2 separate regions of the Mus musculus genome follow, and region 1 is linked to region 2. The links are chromatin loops, found by intact Hi-C in ENCODE. Cell type or tissue: left cerebral cortex. All regions are shown on one strand. Each heading gives the region's core, and the rest is flanking DNA. Links, peaks and the distances in the headings are about the cores only. Region 1 overlaps Herc1 (HECT and RLD domain containing E3 ubiquitin protein ligase family member 1). Region 2 has its middle 13 kb from the start of Dapk2.

Evidence for each region. Peaks named below come from ENCODE experiments on the same cell type or tissue, not always from the same donor. Only the 100,000 strongest peaks of a DNase experiment are listed, where the experiment ranks them.
Region 1: a loop joins it to region 2, with 4 times the contacts of the local background. A loop is called at or near these places in 7 of 42 quality-filtered maps.

Annotation. Positions count from the first base shown.
Region 1 is chr9:66,447,652-66,458,200 of GRCm38, reverse strand. Herc1 (HECT and RLD domain containing E3 ubiquitin protein ligase family member 1) reads right to left here. Exons shown (of 78, transcript NM_145617.3): 37 at 9,669-10,189; 38 at 6,723-7,498; 39 at 4,666-4,864; 40 at 2,105-2,265; 41 at 648-764; 42 at 1-7. Among named protein-coding and RNA genes, the nearest start is that of Fbxl22, 62 kb to the left of the region's middle. In left cerebral cortex, for the core only: no CTCF peak of the experiment used is centred there; a DNase peak (open chromatin) is centred at 4,477.
Region 2 is chr9:66,139,907-66,150,455 of GRCm38, reverse strand. No RefSeq gene overlaps it. Among named protein-coding and RNA genes, the nearest start is that of Dapk2, 13 kb to the left of the region's middle. In left cerebral cortex, for the core only: a CTCF peak has its summit at 6,007 (motif pointing left); a DNase peak (open chromatin) is centred at 5,998.

The DNA.
Region 1 (10,549 bases), core at 1,211-9,210, 310 kb before region 2:
CGAGCACCTATACAAGCAGAAATGTTGTCTGACACTGATTTGGATAATCAATATCTTATGTCATTTATTTATGAGAGTTTGTTCTGATGATTTATAATAGATCTGCTGTTTAAAATCTTAAGAAGCGAGGCTCAGAAATGACTCAGCAGTTAAGAGCACTTGCTGCTATTCCAGCGATACAAGTTCCATTCCGAATACCCTGCCATTCCTAATACCCTTGTCAAGTACCTCACAACCAACTCTAACGCCAGGTCCAGGGAACCCAATTCCGTCTTCTAGCCTCCACAGGCATCTGCATTCACATGTACACACACTCACACACAGATACACACACACTCACACACACACATACACACACACTCACACACACACACACTCACACACACATACACACACTCTCACACTCACACTCACACACATACACACTCACACACACATACACACTCTCACACACACTCACACACATACACACTCACACACATACACACTCACACACACACACTCTCACACAGACACACTCACACACTCAAATAAAAATATCTTTTAGAAAATCTTAACATGATTGATGACCTCTTTAAAAAGTTCTTCCTTCAATAACACTTAAGACTTCTTGTATCGATAAATACTGCAGTATAAAAATATCTTACCTGTAGCTTCCATGGCTTTAGCAATCTGTCGAAGAGAGAAGCCCATTTCCAGTAAAGGGACTGCAATTGCTGGGGGAGGAGGGGACGTTGAAAGTCTGCTGCTTGGGTCTGACAAGGCTGAAGCAGAAGAAAGAACAAAGTGGGCTTAAATACTGGACACCACAAGCAAAGTATACACATAGCAACTGTGACACTTCAATTTCCTAGATTATTCAAACTCAATACAAATTTACTATTAAAATGTGATTAACAAAACTGGGTATGGAGTTGCTTGTCAGGAACCGTAGCACTCAGGGAAGCTGAGGCAGAAGGATGATAAATTTGAGGCAAGGCCAAAAGAGAGGGTTTTTATAAAACTGACTGCTTGTTGGTTTGTTTAAAACCATAAATGAAGCCAAACTTCTCATAGCAATATAGAGCTGTTGTACAGATAAGTAAATATGTTCATAATAAAATTAAATATAAAAAATTTTCAAGAAGAGCATAAAAAAAAAATCTTTTTTTTTTTTTTTTTTTTTGAGACAGGGCTTCTTCTGTGTAGCCCTGGCTGTCCTGGAACTCACTTTGTAGACCAGGCTGGCCTCGAACTCAGAAATCTGCCTGCCTCTGCCTCCTGAGTGCTGGGATTAAAGGCATGCACCACCAACGCCGGGCTAAGAAATCTTTTTCTTCTGAACTACTGCAGAATTAACAGCAACCCAGGTGCTTTAACTTCTCTGAATGTTAATAGGCAATTTGTACAAATACAGCCAAAATTTGAAGATTAACAATATGATCATTTAACACAGCTCCCAGTCTAGTTTCACCACATATACTGGTAATGTTCTTTATAGCAAAAAATCTAGGATCATCTGTGCATTTTACCTGGTTATAAAGTTTCTTTGGTCTCCTTAAGCCCCTTTGGTTTGCTTCTGCTAGGACTGGGGATTGAACTCAGGGGCTTAAATATACAAGGTAAGTACTCTCTCACTCTATTTTTACTTTTTATTTTGAGACAAAGCCTCATTAAGTTGTTCACTATGATCTTGAACTTGTGATCCTTCTGCCTCACATTTCTGAGTTGCTCGTCACTGTGATACATGACAAATCATAGCCAGTTATTTTGTATGAAGCCCCTCAATTTGGGCTTCCACTGATATTTCTTTCCTTGATACATTACAATTGTATGGGTTATGATTAAAGCTACACTTAGAAGGAGACATTTTTAGCACAGAACACTGACTTATTAAGAATGGGAGGACATATGTGATTGATACGCGCTGTTACTTCTCTCCAAATGGCTGTAATTCAATCTACAATTCAAAACATAGAAAGCACTCAGTTTAAAAATATAGTTCACTTTCATTAAGTTCCTTTTTAATCTTCAATTAAGAAAAGACACAATGATTATATAACAAAGCCCATATATCTAGAACACAAAGAGGTTTGGGTACTATACTTCATGACAGCAAGTTCACCTGTGCGATTAGCTGGCCTTGTAGACTGGGAATCTGGAGAAGTTAAACTCTGCCTTCTTCCTACTTCATCAGAAGGAGAGGCTGGTAATGATGATATTGGAGGAGTCTGTGCACGGCGTGTAGGAAGTACAGTGGTAGTTGGATAACTAGAAAACATTTGCCTTTAAGAAAATAACAATAATTAGGAAAAAAATCCCAAATGGGAAAGAACAGACATTAAAATATGTATGTATGTATGTATGTATGTATGTATGTATGTATGCATGCATGCATGCATGTATTCATTTAATGCATGAGAGTACACTGTCACGCTCTTCAGAAACAACAGAAGAGGGCATTGGATCCCATTACAGATGGTTGTGAGCCACCATATGGTTGCTAGGAATTGAACTCAGGAGTTCTGGAAGAGCAGTCAGTGCTCTTATCTGCTGAGCCATCTCTCCAGCCTATATTTTACATCTTCTTACACAACAAATTACAACCTGAAAGTCAGCACATGTTAGCTATAATTTAATACAAAGTGATGAGATTCCTCAGCATTAAAAGTAATTATTTTGTAGGTTATTCTCAACTATAAAAGTATAATTTTCCACCGGGCAGTGGTGGCGCACACCTTTAATCCCAGCACTTGGGAGGCAGAGGCAGGAAGATTTCTGAGTTCAAGGACAGCCTGGTCTACAGAGTGAGCTCCAGGACAGCCAGAGCTATACAGAGAAACCCTGTCTTGAAAAATCAAAAACAAAAACAAACAAACAAACAAACAAAATAGCAGGAACATATTGGGGATTAATACAGAAATAACAAACATAAATTAAAAACCCTTGCCTTTTGTGGAGTTTTTCTTCTACTATAATATTGTGACAGGGGTATTTTGGTATAAAAATAGTAGTCAAGAAACTAAAGAAGAATTTTAAGGACAAGAAACTTGGAGTAGCGATGTGCCTCAGATGGTAGGAGTATTTGCCTAACATGCACAAAACCCTGGGTTCAATCTTCAGTTTGTAGACAACTTAGTGTGGTAGCATAGACTACAACCCCAGCAATTAGAGATAGAGAGAGGAGTTCAAGGTCATGCCTAGCCTTTTAGGGAGTTCAAAGGTAGCCTAAGATACATGAGACCCTGTGTCAAAAACAAAAACAGGTAAAAAACTTTAAATATTAAATTCACTAGCTATAAAACTAATATTGATGTCAAGTATTAACTTATAGGAGAATTAAAGAAAGAATAAGTGTACAGTTACTCAGCACAATTCAAAAATAGTATGTATGTATGTATGTATGTATGTATGTATGTATGTATGTATGTATGAATGAATGATATACCAGAGGGAGTTAACATGTACTTGCTATGTGGTATGAAGAGTACGTGAATGAGAGGCACAGAGAGGAGAAGCACTCCCTCTCACACTAAGGAGGAGGACACTGATGAAGAAGCAAGTCTAGATCTGTCCCCTCACACTAGGGCTTTTTCTTTTCTGTAAGGCTGGGGATTGAACATAGAGCCACTTGCATATGCTAAAGTGCTCTACTCCCACCAAGCTTTATTCTCAGCAATCAAAGAGGATTCCAGCTTCAGAAGAGCACTGTTTACCCAATAAGCCATGGCACGTAGAGGGAGCAATAGGCTTACCACCAATCAATTACAAGCCAGTAGTAGAGAAACAAAGATTAAGAAGAAAGGAAGAAAGATTCTAGGAGTGTAAGTTTGAGTTCAGTTTCTACTACTAAAGAGAGAAACAGAAGCAGCATTTAGTGTGCACCTATGGCAACAAAAGGGCATGATTCTATCCATTAATCCTATGCCCACTCTAGTCAGACACTCAAGGAGACAAGAGGTCACTGATTCTCTGTGAACATTTTTAAATTTGGAAACTGCAGGAAGCATTAAAAACCACAAGAATGTTCTTAATAGCACCTTGAAACACATTCTTTTCATTTGAAAAGTAGACCTGTGTGATCATAGAGTAAAAATGAAAATATAGAGCAATTGAGATGGCTCACACATGAATGAGCTTACCACAAAGGCATGATGAGCTGAGTTCAATCCCTATAACCTATGCAAGGTAGAGAGAACCAACTCCCCAAGCTGTCCTCTGACCGCCACAAGTATACTGCAACATGTGTGTTCTCATGGTTCATAAGTCTTAAAAAAAATTACGTTCAAAAGGAAAGAACCTCAATAAAAATTATTTCAGGCAGATGATTTTTTTCTTTAGACTTCAGTACTTAAAACTCAATTTTGAATTTGCTTTCTGAAAAGAACAAGTCTTGAAAATCTAAGCCAAGCCACATATGATAGTGCACACTCACACTCCCTCCTACTCAGAAGCCAAGTCTGGTGGTGGTGCACACATACACCTGCCCCATCACCAATGCTTAGAAGCCAAGTATGCTGGTGCATACTTATACTCTCACTAAGACAGGTTTTTACTGTATGATCCCAGGTTCTTTCTAGCTCTAGAGTACCTGGATTTAACTTGGCACCCTGTGTGTAAGAGAAACAATGTGCTGTGAGAAACACAGGCATCAGTGTGATAGACATCAAAGGCTAACTGGTCTACCTGAGAAGACTAAGTGGCATCACTCCAGGGGACTCAGATGCAGGCACCGTTTCTGTGTCCGTGACAGGAGTGGTGGCAGTTGTGGTGTCCTCGAGGGAGCTGCTCATAAAGGAAGTTGTGCTGGATGCTGACGGGCTGGTGGTCACTGGTGTCTGTGCCTGCTGTGCTTGGTCACTTTCTTCAGCTTGTTGATCAATCTCTGTATAACAAAGGTTAAGAAAATAGTAAGGATTGGCCTTTTTAAAAAAGCAACAGTCAAAAATGGAAAAGTTTAATTTTAAGTTTCTAGAGGTAGGTTTGGTTATGTACACCTGTAGTCCCAGCGGGCTGAAGCAAGAAGATTCTCTTAAACACAAAGATACCCTGGGCTATGTAGCAAGGCCAGCCAAGACTGCATAGTAAAACCTTCCTCAAAACAAACAAACAAACGAACAAACAAACAAACAAAAAGGTTCTAAACACATTTTCTGAAGGAATTAAAAAACCTTCTCCTTCTCGCTCTCTCTCCTTTCATTATTGTACTTATTCTAGATTCTATAGGTTCTGATTTTAGAGAATTCTCTTACAAAAACATTAAAAGTGCGATGTGGTGACATCTTCCTCTAATCCAAACATTAAAACTATTTGCTGAGCATTTTGATTTTGAGGCTTACCTCCAGTGTTGGTAAAAGCATACAAATACAAGAACAATAAAAACCTTGACAGAAATTTCTTGCTGACTATGACTTAATGGTGTGTCTGCCAAAAGTGTAGAGGACATTTATAATTTTCCTTCTTCAGGGAACAACAAATAGCAGGTACTACAAAAAAACCTAACTCTAGAGCTAAGAAGACGGCTCAGTAGTTAAGAGAGCTGTCTTCCAGACACTTAAATTCTCAGCACTCACATGGCAGCTCACAAGCACCTGTAACTCTAGTTCCAGGGGATCTAATGTTGCCTTCTGGCCTCTGCAGGGACCAAGCACATAAGTGATACGCAGACACATATGCAAGGCAAAAACATCCATACACATAAAATAAACATATTTATAAAAACATAGATAATTCTATTATAGGTTTACTAACTGGCCACATACCATAATAACCAACTTATAACATGCCTACTCACATGTACCATTGTACCCTCTCTCCTATATACTATCTAAACTAAGATAGAACAAGAATGAAGGCTAAGGAGAAACAGAAGATCTAGCCTTCTTTTCCTTTTCTCTTTCCCTTCATTTTTTTCCCCTTTCTCGTTCTATGTGTCCCTTTAGGTAAGGGCTCATGTACCTAAGCCAGGTCTCAAAAATGATTTGATTTATAGCCAAGAATATCCTGGAACTTCTGATTCTCTTGTCTCTCCTTTCCAAATGCTGGGGTTCCAGGCCTATGCCATCTTCCCCAGTATAGGATAAGCTTCTTGAAGGAAAGGGACACATTTCTAGGTTCTAGAGGGGTAGCATTAGACATTTAACAAATAGAACCTCACTTTTATTCAAACACTTGTGCCATTACTCAAAGTGAGGATAAAGCTGAGCAAAGCCAGGGTCTTTTTATATATACACTGTCTATGAAATAGCACACATTGTCTATGAAATACTACAAACATCTCAGAAGTTTTAAAAATATATTTTGAATCAATCTATAAACAGTTGGATACCTTTTGAAGAATGAATTAAATGTCAACTGTTTTTGTTTATTTCTTTTCTTTTTTCTAAGTTCTCACTATTTAACTTTAGCAGTCCCGGAACTCACTATGTAGATCAAGCTGACCTTAAGCCCACAGAGATCTCCCTGCCTCTGCCTCTTTAGTGCTGGAATTAAAAGTGTGCACTACCAGACCTATTTTAATTTCAGTTTCCAAAAGTTAACAAATTCTAATGTTTATGTAGATTTAAATAGAAAATTACAGACAATGATTACCCAGGTACAAGTAACAAAAAATAACCATTCCTCTTACAAAGGAAAAACAATGTGCAAATTTCTTTGACCAAAAAGAACCATATTTTTAACAAATCACTATAGAATTATATTACTTTTGACAGTTATGAGTATAATTTCATCAGATAACATACCTTGCTTAATTTTGCCCCCAAACTGGTCTTCCAAAAGCCCATGGACCACCAGTTTGTAAATCATAGCTTGAGCCCGTTCCAGATCAGCTAACCCCAATGCTCGCTTTATGGGTGACCGCATGACTGCTCGCTTCACCATGTGCCGCATCAGGAACTGTAGAGCAGCACGCATCTCCACATCCTCGTGAACAACTGGAGAACTTGCACAGTCTGAGTTGTGGCCATTTTCAGCGAGAACTTTTGGGATCAGCAAGAGCTCAGCATATTTACTACAGCCAAGAAGAGCACTAAGTGACTTCATAGCACCGAGGTAGAGATAGGAAAGCTGGACTGCTCTGATTTCTGACTGAGCTATGTCATGGGTTTTGGATATGTGTTCATGATTTTTTCTCTTTCCTTCTGTTATTTGATGTTGGGATTCCACACCTGGCAGTGTTGGTTCTAAAGAAAATGAAGCTATTTCATTTTCTGATTTGGAGCTTGTGGTACCCTGACTTTTGACATCATCAGACATTAACCCTGTTCGCACATCTAAAATGGATTCACTCTCAGGTTTCTGCTCAATGTCCCCCTTTTCCTCAGACTCATGACGGTGTTTCTTTTCATGTCGCTTGATGCTCTGTTTCCCCACATCTTCATGAATGCCTGTCAGATATGTTAGGTCCAGCAGCACAGAAGCTGTCAGGCCTCGGAATCGCGCCACATCAAACAGCAGTGGTTCACAGGGTTCCAGGTTATATAATGGAGTATCACTAGGCGACCAAAAAGTTGGGAAGCTTTAATAAAGATCAGAATGACACAGGAAAAAGCAAGTGAGGGAAAGACGGGAGGAAGGTACAGAAAATAATGTAGACAAAACAAAACACATCATGAACACAATGTTGAGAATAATTTATACAAACTGACATCATTACAGAATGAAAAAAATGGTATTATGAGGAACTAGACATGTGATGCTAAATACAACAATAATGAAATGCACCTGAGCTTTCAAATGAGAATATTTACTACTATGCACTGCAAAGCAGGGTGAACAAACATCCCATAATAAATCTGAATATCTTAGAGCTTTGGAGGCATGTGGGTTCTGTTGCTATCACTCAACCCTGCCAGGATAGTACCAAAGCAACCACAGATACACTAAGCAAGAGAATATGTACTTTACTTACAAAATAGGAGGTAAGGCAGATGTTGTTTCATGTAAGCTACTTGGGAAATTTAGGTAATAATCTAGTTTGTTGAATATGTAGTAGATCTTTATAACCTCCTTCATAGGAAACTGTCTCATTAGAAATTTTACTTTGCAGTCTTCAACTGATACTCATAACTTTATAAGCAACAATATTACATATCCCTGATATATGTATAAAATTCCTGAAGTATAAGAGTCACATTAATTACAAAAATATAATAAAAAGCCCCACAAGTATCTGAAGTTTTGTTATCACCCACTTCTTGGCTCTAGTCTTATTTTCCCTTTGCCACATCTTTCTTTTTCATGTACTAATTTACATACTTTACTATACTGCATACATATTAGCAGATACTGACTATTCTCTGAAACAAAGAAAGAATAAAAGTAAACGTGGATACTTTTATGTGATTTTGTAAACTGGGTTTCTGAGCTTATTATGAAGAGAAGTGAAGCCCACTGACACCTAAAATTATAAACTTTACATGCATTGTTCCAACTAATAAAGTCATCATAATTATTTAGTTCTAAATTAGTACAACTTTCACTAACTACTACAGATCACTCTTTTTTAGATAATATCATATTAATATATAAGAATTATATTGGGTAATCAATAGTTACATAATAATTATTATCAATAAACCCCTATTTCCAAATGATAAAATTATGTACCCAGATAGGTGAGATCCTTTATGAATGGAAATATTTAACATTATTTTAAATACATGAAATTTATGAAGTTTATATTTAAAAATATATATATATATACACACACACACATTTAAATGCTTTCAAGCATCTTGCTTATGTTAAACAAATGTAATTCTCATAACTATTCAAAATGATGTGCATTGATAGACTAGAATATCTGTGTTTTAAAAGGTAAGGCTAGGGGTGATGGCATACAACTGTACTCCCAGCACTTGGAAGGCTAATACAAGGTGAGCATGAATTTGAGGTCTACTTGGGCTGCATAGTGTGTTCCAGGTTCCAGTTTAAGCTACAACATTTGGTCTCAAAAAGGGTGTAGGGAGCCCCTCATGGGACTAAAGTGTGACTCAGTGGTTAAGAGCACTAGCTGTTCTTTCAGAGGACCAAGGCTCAGTTCTCAGCCCTGTCACATGTGTTGGCTCCCAACAGTCTATAGCTCCAGTTCCAGGGTATGGAATGTCCTCTTCTGGCCTCTGCAGGCATAAGGCACACAGTGGGTGCACAGATATAGATGCAGACAAAACATCCGTACACATAAAAAATAAAATTGTAATTAAAAAAAAGGGCAGATCTTGAATATTCATTAGTCACTTAGATGTGCCTACCACAGGGCTTTCTGAACTTTAAATCTCATCAATAGATTAGCCAGCTGGCTTTTAAATGTTTAACTGTAAAATGGATAGGATATGATTAAAAGGCAAGAAACAGGTGGGGCATAGTTTAGTGATAGATCTTTTATCGAGCATGCAGAAGTCCAAGGGTGATCTCTGGCACACATACTGCCCTGCACCAAGAAGCAGGAACTCAAATAAAAAAATAACAATTAAGCCTAGTGAACTTATCAGTTCATTACCAAACAAATTAAAAACTTAAGTTTACAAATCACTCGAATTTTAGTAAACCAAAATAGTAATATCTAGCCACATAAAAATCATCTTAAAAAGTTAACCTACAGTACATTATTACTCACTGTCCATGGGCAATTGCCCATTTCACCATCAAATACTTCTCTGTTAAAAGCATAACACAATACATCATACCTGATGGTAATCTCTGCTTCATCCCACTGGACCTTGGCAGATGTGCTGCCTTCTTTGACCACTCCCAGCAGCGTGGCATGGCGCCCAGTTTGCTTGTGAACACACCGACCTCCAACTCTAAGACCAGCATCAACTCCTCCTATTACTGCTAGCACGGGCCACACCTCTATGCAAAGAGTCCTCAGCTGCGGTTCTGAGAGGTCAGCAAGACCATGCCTGTTATGTTTACCTTTCTCTTCTTCTTTGTTCTCTTTCTCCTCTCTCATTTCATTTTCCTCTCGGCTTTGAACCGAGCGGCTTTTCTTTAGCTTCTGACCTGACTCTTTAATACATATCTTAATTTTATGGAGTCTTTCCATCATCTTTTTATTAATACAGTAAGTCCAACGGTCTGTCCGGTGAAGGATACGGATAAGCTGAATAGTGGCTTCAGCTAGCACTGCTGCTACTGGACTACAAATAGGGTCTCCTGGAAGTAAATCCCGTGGCGTGCCACGCATCTGCATATCACAAATTTTCACCTATATAAAAGAAAAGAAGGTGGGAATATGTGTGATATTAGAAGGCCTCCTTAACAATTTGTCAATATATGTTCTAGCAAATGGAACCACGCTGAACTAGTACTACTATATTATATCAAGTGACACCTCCATAGGCAGGAAATGTCAGAGATCCACTAAAGTGATTAGCACTATGGCCCTTTAAAATGTCCTGCCATCTCAACATCATATAGCTCACAATTTCCAAAGCAGTTACAACCACTCAAAGGATGGATATGTGTGGCTAACTCAATTTAGTTCAAATAAATGTCTGTAAGAAACAGTAACTACCATCCTCAAATCTTGAATATTGTATTTGAGGATAGTATTAAATATTGAAAC
Region 2 (10,549 bases), core at 1,713-9,712:
CTTAGAATTAACCTATGGACAAGTTATAAATTGGTTTAACCATAGGTGCAGGTCAGAATGTCATAACAGGGTCTCATCGTAAACTATGCTAGCCTCAAACTTGATAGTCCTAGGGTCAGTTTGAACATCTGGTCCTTCTGCCTCCATCCCCAGAGCAGTAGGATAACAGGTGCACCATCATGCCCAGTTTATATGGTGCCGGAGCTCAAACCAAGGGCTTTGTGAATGCTAGGCAAACATTCTACCAACTGAGCCACACCCCCAGCCCAAAATGGCATAATGAAAACCTTAACAAGGAGGAGGAGGAGGAGGAGGAGGAGGAGGAGGAGGAGGAGGAGGAGGAGGAAGAGGAGGAGGAGAAGGAGAAGAAGAAGAAGAAGAAAGAAGAGAAGAAGAGGAAGAGGAAGAGGAAGAAGAAGAAGAAGAAAAAGAAGAAGAAGAAGAAGAAGAAGAAGAAGAAGAAAAAGAAGAAGAAGAAGAAGAAGAAGAAGAAGAAGAAGAAGAAGAAGAAGAAGAAGAAAGAAGAGAAGAAGAGGAAGAGGAAGAGGAAGAGGAAGAGGAAGAGGAAGAAGAAGAAGAAGAAGAAGAAGAAGAAGAAGAAGAAGAAGAAGAAGAAACAAGAACATGCATGAAACCCTAGGTTCAGTCCTCTACCCATAAACCAGACATGATGGCACACCTCTAATCCCACTGCTCCAGAGGTGCAGGCAGGATGATCAGAAGTTCAAGCTGATCCTAGGGATATCAAGTTTGAGGCCATCCTGGTCTGCGTGAAACACTGTATGAAAAAGAAAAGAAGAACAAACAAAATCTAGGTTAATCTTGGAACATCCCTGTAAGCTTAAAATTTTTCAAAGTCAAGAGTTAAGGAAATAAAATTTAGAAACTTACAAGGAAAACTAAAATTAAAAATTTGTTGAAGATGGTTGCTTTCGGAAATGCCTCCAGAGGACAGAAGGGGATGCCAAATCACCGGGAACTGGAGTTATAGAAATTTGTGAGCTACCATGTGGGTGCTGGGAATCAAACCCAGGTCGTCCAGAAGGACCGTCAGTGATCACTACTGTACTGTTGTGGCAAACTTTTACAGTTTCATAGATGCATACAATGTATGGTGATTATACCCATCCTCTACTCTCTTCTCCCTTTCCCCTGGATGCCCCTCTCTGAATTCCCTTTCCTCCTCCTCCTCCTCCTCTTTGGTTATAACTGAGTCTACTTAGTGCTGCTTGCACGTACATGAGTGTGGGCTATCCACTGGATCATTGGAGCCTACCAGTGGCCTCTCCCTTCCCCAGCAGCTATCCACTGCCAAAGGCCCTCAACTAGGGGTGGTGCCTTGTGAACCCCTCTCTTCCTGGCCTTTTTAACAAGAGTAGCCATCTTTTATACTCTGCCCTCATGGCTAATCATCTCCTACAACCCCCTGCTCAGAGTCACCTTGAGGTTAGGGTTTCAGCTTGGGAAAGGATACAAACATTCTAACCACAACAGCGAATAATACAGGCATGGATCCAAAGCTTCATTTCCCACTGTGGAAGATTTCCTTTTTTTCCCCATGTTTCCACAATACTTCTAAAACTAAAGAAAACAAGGTTAACCAATCAAACCAACATTCATAGAGACTGCGCTAAAAAGACTAAGCTTATACTCATGGAGACCTCTTCATTCCAGAAAGAACAAAGAAATCATGTGCTTAGTGCCCACGAGAGATCATGTCTGGTGTGTACGCGTGAATGTGTGTGTGTGTGCGCACACACATGTGTGTATCTGTGTGTGTGTGTGTGTGTGTCTGTGTGTGTGTGTGTGAAGGTTACAGGACAGTCTTGGGTATCAGTGCCTGCTTTCCATGGGGCAGGGTCTCTTTTGTTGTTGAATTTTCCTTGATGCATTGGCCAGGCTAGCTGACCAGTGAACTTCCACGAGATTCTCCTGTCTATGTTTCCCAGTGTCCCTATAGAACGTTGGAATTATGTGTACACTACAACACTTAACTTTTATGCAGATTTGGGGGATTCAAACTCAGGTACTCACATTTACCCACTTTACTGAGCAATCTCCCTGCCCCTAGTCTACCTTTGATTTCAATATATAAATAGAGAGATATGTCTTGCCTACCTAACTAACTCATGCCACCGATTCTCAAATATGCAACTGAAAACCTTCTTTCCATGTATCTTAACACCAGTCTGAGACAGCCTATCCACCGTCTCTTGTCTTAGTTTATTTACCTATAAAATGGGTAGTATGGAACGGGAGAGCTGGCCCAGTGATTAAAATCACTTGCTCTTGCAGCCTGGGACCCTGGGTTCAGTTCCAATATCCACATGGCAACTGTTGGCAACTCGAGTTCCAGGAGATCAAATCCTCTTCCGGATTTCTCAGGTACCAGACACACACATGGTGCACATATGTACATGGCGACAAACATTCACACACAGAGAATAAAAATAAATAAACTTTTAAAAACTGGGTGGTAGAGTTAGATTGTGTGGAGTCAGTCCCCAGAGTTCCTCCTGGGGAAACGGAGCTCTTAGAAAATTGCAATCTTGTAAGGTCTCCCAGCAAGGCAGCCTGGATCCCTGCACACAGGCGTACTGACTCACCCGAGAAACCTCACCTCGCATCGCCAGAGAACGGCGATGTGAAAGCTCGGGCTCCATTAGTGAGGACACTCCACTGCCGTGACCCGCATCAGCTTACCAAGCCCAATCAGGACACAGCAGCACCAACAACCCCTAACAAACAACACAATCTTCAAAAATTAAGTCGAGGGCTGGCAAGCTGCAGGAGGGACACTTGCCACAGAGCCTGAAGCCCTGGGTTTATCCCTGAGACCCACAGTGGGAAGGAGAGGACCGACAGCTGCAAGTTGTCCTGACTTCCACAGGCATACACAAAAATTAATTAATGTGAAAACTTTTAAAAATACAATAACAACAACCCCCACAAGACAGATACTTCACAGGGAAGGAAACACAAATGCCTCCAATCCTATGCAAAAGATGTTCAACTTCATCCATAAGAAGGAATGCCAGAGCTTTACCAATGTAGGGCTCTTCACCTATCACTTGGACAAAATCGAAGCCTTATAGTGACATCTATGTGAGCACATTCAGAAATTGATGGCAACAGCATGAATTGGTACAGTTTTTGTACAGTTTGTGAGTGTGTGTGTGTGTGTGTGTGTGTGTGTGTAGGACAATCTGCCATTTTCTACCTAAGTAATAACCGAATACTCTTTACTCAACAATCCCATTTCCAGGAATTTACCTTAGAGATCATTTGTAGGTGACAAATATGAGGTGTGTCTAGCGTTGCCTCTTGTGGTATAGTTTATAGCAGTCACATACTGGAAATAACCTAAATATCCATCAGTGTGATACATACAATGAAACACTATGGGGCTATAAAATGAGCAAGCTCTTTGTAAACTGAGGGGGGGTAGTATACAAAAGATACATTGTTAAAAGAATAAAAGAAAGCACAGAGCAGGGCGGCCCTGCATGACCTATGCTAAAGGGCCATGCATACTGTGACAGTTAAGGAAGTTTAAAAAAAAAAAAAAAAAACCTCTCTAGAGTGAGCGGGCAAAGACTAAGACACATTGACATTGAAGCTCTTTACAAAGTACATATGGCCTCTTCCATAAAGATGGGTTCGGTTGACCCAGAAGCAAGGGTCTAGGGAGAATGACTGAGATAAACATGGAAGTCTCTGGAGTTCAGAGTGGCCTGGCCCCACAGAGAGCACAGCCGTTACCTAGGCTATTGCAAAGTACAAGTGAGCTCTTCCATAAGGATACTCAAGATAAAGGTCTAATGAGAAAGTCTGGGATAAACAAACATACTAGTCTGTGGGATTCAGGTGCGGCCTGGCCCCACAGGGAGCACAGGTGACCAGGCTGTTATCCATTCTCAGCCTTCTGGGTGGAAAGCAGGTTTACATCTTCTCTCAAGGCAGCCAGCCAGCTTGTTTTGGTTCTCCCCTGTCTTCCAAATGCTGGGATTACAGGCAGGCTGCTGCCACATGTAGCCTGCTTCTGCTCCTATCTACATTGCTTCTGGGGATCTGAACTCTGGTCTTCATGTTTACAGAGCAAGTACTTTGCCCTGTGACCCATTTCTCCCCAGGTTCTGATATTTTAGCCTTTTTTTTTTTTCTGAGACTAGTGTTTCTATGTAGTCCAGTGGCCTTTAACTCATACAACCCTCATGACAAGTGCCAGGGTTACAAACAAGCATACACTTGGCTTTACAGTTAGGTGGTGTGTGTGTGTGTGCCTGTGTATTAGGGTAGAAGGATGTACACATGTGTGTGCTTGCCATAAAGGCCATAGACTGATATCAGGCATTTTCCTCTATTGCTTTTGACCATTTTTTAATTTTTTATGTTTTTATTTTTAAAGTGGTAATTATATAAATGTCCCCCTTTCCTCCAACCCCCAATGCCTTCCCCTTGGTCTCTCAAATTCAGACTCCTTCTTAACTGTTCTCTGTCTCTGTCTCTTATACGTGCGCGTGCGCCCACACACACACACACACACACACACACACACACACACACACACACACAAGTGTAACCTGCTCGGTCCTAGAATGTTACCTGTGTGTTGATCTCAAGGCTAACTACTCCAACTAGGGTGTGTGTGGCTCCTCCCTGGGGACACCATTTCTCCCATCTCAGCACACCCCACTTGCCCTTCATTCTTTGTCTAGGGTTGAAGCTGCAAGACCTTTCCCCCTCCCATGGGTGTCGACCTTATTCAGGACTTGCTGAGGCATCCACATTGATGAGCCACTCTGACATTTCTAGGACACACAATCTCACAGCAAATTTTCTGTTCTTCTGGCTCTTACATCTTTCTGTTCCCTCTTCTACAGGGGACCTTAGGTGCACCATCCTGGCTGAGCTGGCTGGCCAGTAAGCCAAGGGATCCTCCTGCCTCTGCCACCCAGAACTGAGATTATGGGTGCTGGTCACCAAGTCAGCTTTTACGGAGGTGCTGGGACCTGAACTAAAGTCCTTCTGCTGGCGTAGACAACATTTTATCCACTGAGTCATCTCTCCAGTCCCTATCGTTAGGCTTAAAGACTGAAAATATCAATAGAAAAGTAGACAAATAATATCATATATCCTTTGAAATATATATATTCCCCCAGTGTGATTTTTAAATAAATATTTAATTTTAGTAAACAAATTTAAATAGAAAAAGATATTTTTTGTCCTTCACTGTCTTAGGGTTTTACTGCTGTGAACAGACACCATGACCAAGGCAAGTCTTATAATGCACATTTAATTGGGCTGGCTTACAGGCTCGAGGTTCAGTCCATTGTCATCAAGGTGGGAGCATGGCAGCATCTAGGCAGGCATGGTGCAGGAGGAGCTGAGAGTTCTAATCTTCATCTGAAAGCTGCTAGTAGAAGACTAACTTCCAGGCAGCTAGGATGAGGGACTTAAAGCCCACACCCACAGTGACACACCTATTCCAACAAAGTCACACCTCCAATTAGCACCACTCCCTGGGCCAGGCATATTCAAACCATGACATTCCCCTTGGGAATTTTTTTTAAAGTAATAACTCCAATGTTAGTGCATGGCAGGGACACACAGGCCACATTCTTGGTACCTTAGGTGTACAGCTTCTTCAGAGTGATAGAACATGAATCAGTGCCTCAGGAAATCTCGCTGGAGAGATGGCCCAACAGTTAAGAGCAATGGCTGCTCCTCTGAAGGACTTGGGTCCTCCCAGCACCCATAGAGTGAATGCATGCAGTGTACAGACAAAGGCAAAACACCCATATGCATAAAATAAAAAACTTAAAAGAATCATAACCTTTGACAAAAAAATCTAAGCCTAAGAAAGTCTCAAGTTACAATTATCCAAATCCAAGCAAAAGAGCAAAATGCAGAGCCCATAGCTTGGACTTTCTGATCTAATCTGATGTAGACTTGTGTAGAGATCTTTGAGACCTCGCCCCCAAGAATCATGCTTTGCTGCCATCTAGTGTTCACATGTAGTACGAGCGCCTAGCCAAGAGAACTCAATTGCTTCCTTGTGCCTTAGCGCCAAGCCTCTCTTAATTTTTGGTTTGGTTTGGTTTAGTTTGGTTTGGTTTGGTTTGGTTTGGCTTTTCGAGACAGGGTTTCTATGTGTAGCCCTGGCTGTCCTGGAACTTGCTCTCAAGACCAGGCTGGCCTCGAACTCAGAGATTCACCAGCCACTGTCTCCCAAGTGCCAGGATTAAAGTCGGTGTCACAAGGCGAACACTAGGTTCCCAGCATAGTGCCCCGCTTTCTTTCTTTTAATCCTCACACCATCCTTATAACATAGGTAATATTATCGACATGTGTAGAAAAGGGGATGAAAAACTACACAGAGGTCAGGTAACTTACTCATGGTCATACAACGAGCTCAGAGCCCAGGTGCAGTTAAACCTAGGTCTGTGATCCTGGTCACCTGCTCCGTGAGGGTCAAGGGTCTATGTGGCACCGACAGCACTTGGAGAGAGCCTCACACAGCAATGTCCCTAGTCTCAGCACGACTGTCCTAAGGAAGATCACAGGGGGCCAGCCTGGAAACACCAGGGATGGAACTGAAGCCCTACAGCACCCTGGCTTGTTTTTTGGCTTGTTTTCTGCCACCTTGTTAACACAGGAGGGGAATCTGCTGGACTGTTGAAGCCCTGTGACTTTTGTAGCAATCCTTCTGCCTCCTAACCTGCAGCCCTCTCCCACTGACATGCACACTGTCTCCTGCTGGAAATATCCACTTCTGGGTAACAATACTTGCTTCACGTATGTTGAGAAGGCTTCTAACATCTGGAGAGCTATCAGGGGACCAGCAAGCCCAAAAACTCTCCATTATTTGTTTAGTTTCACTGCTGTTGTCTTGGCTTTGTGAGCCAGTGGCTCTCTCTGTGGTCCAGGCTGGCCTGGAGTTTACAGTGTAACCGAGGTTGGTCTCAAACTCCGGGGATTCCTCCTGCCTCGGCCTCTTGAGTGTTTACAGGTATGAGCCGCCACTTCCAGCTTCAGCACTGCTATTTATAGCCCAAAGCTCTTGACTTGGGGTCCACTGGCTTCAGGTGTCCTGGAGTCGGGGTCATGTCTGTAAATCCCCCCCTTTTTTTTCCATAGGGGGAAGGTCTACATTTTGACTGATTCTCAGATTGGTTTGAGACCTTCCAAAGGGGTCAAATACAGTTCAGTTCTTGCTTTTATAAAATCTTCAAGGTAAGAAGGGATTCATTGTTTTTAAATGATTGAAACTAGTGGAAGGGAGTGTTCAGGACTCATGAAAATCACATGAAATTAAATTTTACACCAAGTGAGATGGCATGTGCCTGTAATCTCTGCATTTAGAAGTCAAAGACCAGCAAGTTGCTCTAAGTTCAAGTCCAGCCAAGGCTACATAATGTGGCCCTTGCTAAAATAATAATTGTAATAATAATAGAGTTCGATTATGTTCACGAATACTCTTGTCTGTTTTTTGAAACAAGATCTCAAACTTACTACGTAACTTAAACTGACTTCTAGCTTCTGATTCCCCTCCTTCTATTTCCGGAATGCCAGGATTACAGGTGGGCCCCACCACTCCTGTGACTCCAAGTTAATAGCTTCGAGTTAATAACAGTGCTGAAGTATCAAGTGGAGGCTCATACTTGTAAGTATTCAGGAGGCTGAGGTAGAAGGAATCCCCCGAGTTTGAGGCCAACCTGTAGGTTGTGTGTGCAGTGCTGGGGACAGAACCCAGGGCTTCGTGTGTACCAGGCAAGCATCTGCCAATGGAGCCACATCTCCAGCCTCAATCCATAAACGTTACTGGGACTCCAGCACCCTCTGTTTACCTGATGTCCTGGTTGCTCTTACTTAAAAGTTTGAAAAGTCTTCTCATCTCTCTCTCTCTCATTTGTTGGAATGGGGTTTGTAATGGATAATTTCATGTCAATTTGACACTAGCTAAAGAGTCAAATTGAAAGTAGGGAACCACAAGAACCACAAGAAAATGCCTCCATCAGATCAGGCTGTGCCCTGGCCTGCAGGGCACTTTCTTGGTTGATGAGGGAGGGCCTCCCATTTTAGGTGCTATGAACCTTGGGTTGGTAGTCCTGGGTTCTATAAAAAAGCAGGTTGAGCAAGCCAGTAAGCAGCCCTCCCCCTCCACAGCCTCTGCACCAGGCACTCCAGGTTCCTGCCCTGACTTCTTTGATGATGAACGGTGATGTGGAAGCCTGAGCCAGCCAAACTCTCTCCTTCCCAGTTTGCTTTTTGGTCTGAATTCTCCTGGGTCAGTTTTTCAAGTACCTCTACCACTGGCACTTTTCCCACAGCGCGGGGACTGAACCCAAGCCCTGTGGTGGTTAGGAGACAAGTGCTCTACCACAGACCTAGACCCTCAGCTGCCCTAAAATGTTTCTTTTTTTTTTTTTTTCTTTTTTCTTTTTTGGTTTTTTGAGACAGGGTTTCTCTGTGTAGCCCTGGCTGTCCTGGGACTCACTCTGTAGACCAGGCTGGCCTCGAACTCAGAAATCCTCCTGCCTCTGCCTCCCGAGTGCTGGGATTAAAGGCATGCGCCACCACGCCCAGCCCTAAAATGTTTATCTCATTCTGGTCCAAAGAAATTTGAGATGCATGGGAGAGTATGAGGTGAAGCTAGTGCAGAGAAATAGCAGGGCCAATAAGTCTGTCTGTCCAGACTTCTTGGATTCTCTGCGGTGGTCTTCCTTTCAGGGAATTGGATAGGACCCTCTGAAGCGAGGATTGAGCAGAGTTTCTTTATGGTCAGCTCCTAAGCAGAAAGAGGGGCTATTCCAGGCCCTGCCCTGGAAAATTCTGGATTCTGTGACTTCAGGGGAGAGAGGGACAGAGGCACAGGATACTGGAGGGCAAAGAAACTTTGCTTTAAGTCGTTGTCTTAATTACTTTTGGGGCTAAGAACTTCTTAGCCCAGGTTGGTCTTGAACTCAAGGTAGTTCCCCTGCCTTAGTCTCCAGAGCACTGGGTTTAATGTTTTTTTTTTTTTTTTTAGTTGTTTTTGTTTTTTTTTCAAGACAGGGTTTCTCTGTATAGCCCTGGCTGTCCTGGAACTCACTCTGTAGAACAGGCTGGCCTCAAACTCAGAAATCTGCTTGACTCTGCCTCCCAAGTGCTGAGATTAAAGGCGTGCGCCACCACTGACTGGCTCTCCAGCTTCTTCTTTTTTTTTTTAAAGATATTTATTGTTATATCTAAGTACACTGTAGCTGTCTTCAGATGCACCAGAAGAGGGCGTCAGATCTCATTACGGATGGTTGTGAGCCACCATGTGGTTGCTGGGATTTGAACTCAGGACCTTCAGAAGAGCAGTCAGTGCTCATAACCACTGAGCCATCTCTCCAGCCCTGAGCACTGGGTATATTCATGTCTGACCTTGGTTTCCCTAGTTTACAGTACTCAGTCAAAACACATATTGGGTATTGTTTCCTGGGCCCCAACATCACAAGTGTCAAAGACCCTCTCCGAGAATGGTTGTCCTATCTTCTAGAACTTTCTCAACTTTCCTAATACTGCAATCCTTTAATACAGTTCCTCATGCTGTGCCTACCCCCTCCTACAAAATTATTTTGTTCCTACTGCATAAATATAATTTTGTTATGAGTCATAATGTAAATATCTGATATAAGACGCCCATTTTCACAGGTCATTTGACCTTCAAGGAGGTCATGAGCCACAGATTGAGAACGGCTGTTCTAGAAGTAAGCACTGGTCAAATGGCACATGCTTGCACACACGTGTGCACGAGGTTGGAGAGCACAGAGCAGGGCAGACGTCCCTGGGCACCCGGCGGCACATGTCCAGACTCTCTCTGATGAGGCTTCCTTGCCCTGCAGAAAGCCTGTTGGCCAGTGTCAATTATGACACCCCAGCAAGACACTCAGGCACTGCTTTGCCCTCAAAGTGGTTAGACTCGAGGCCAGAGAGACAAGTCAGTGGCTAAGGGCACTTGTTGCTCTTGCAGTTGCTCTTGCAGTTGCTCTTGCAGGACCCAGGGTTTGATTCCCAGCACCCACGTGGCAGCTCACAACCGTGTGTAACTCCAATTTCAGAGAATCTTTATGGCCTTTATGGCCTCCACAGGTACCAGGCATACATGTGGTGTACAGACATACATGTACTTAAAATTTTTAAAATATATATGCATTTTTAAAGTGCTTCCAAATTTCCAAGGTACCTAGCCTCTTGCCCTGTTCCATTTTTGTTCCTTGGGCTGCCATAAACATGGTCCTGAGTCTCTCTCACCCACAGACAGCATACCTCCAAACTCTGAGTTAACTTCTTAAAAATCCCCTCAACAGAATGCTAAGTGTCACACCCCAGCCTTCTGCCAAAATGGGGTTGGCACCCAGCACTCTGTGACTTAGTGTTTCATAACAAACTAATCCTTGCCCTTAGTGAAATAAACAGTAAACATTTGGTCTCTAGCACGGCCCTTCCCTTCCAGGTCTTCTATGAGACTCTTATCTACCTAACACAGTGGCCGTGGGTGGAAGATGGCTTCCACGGTGGT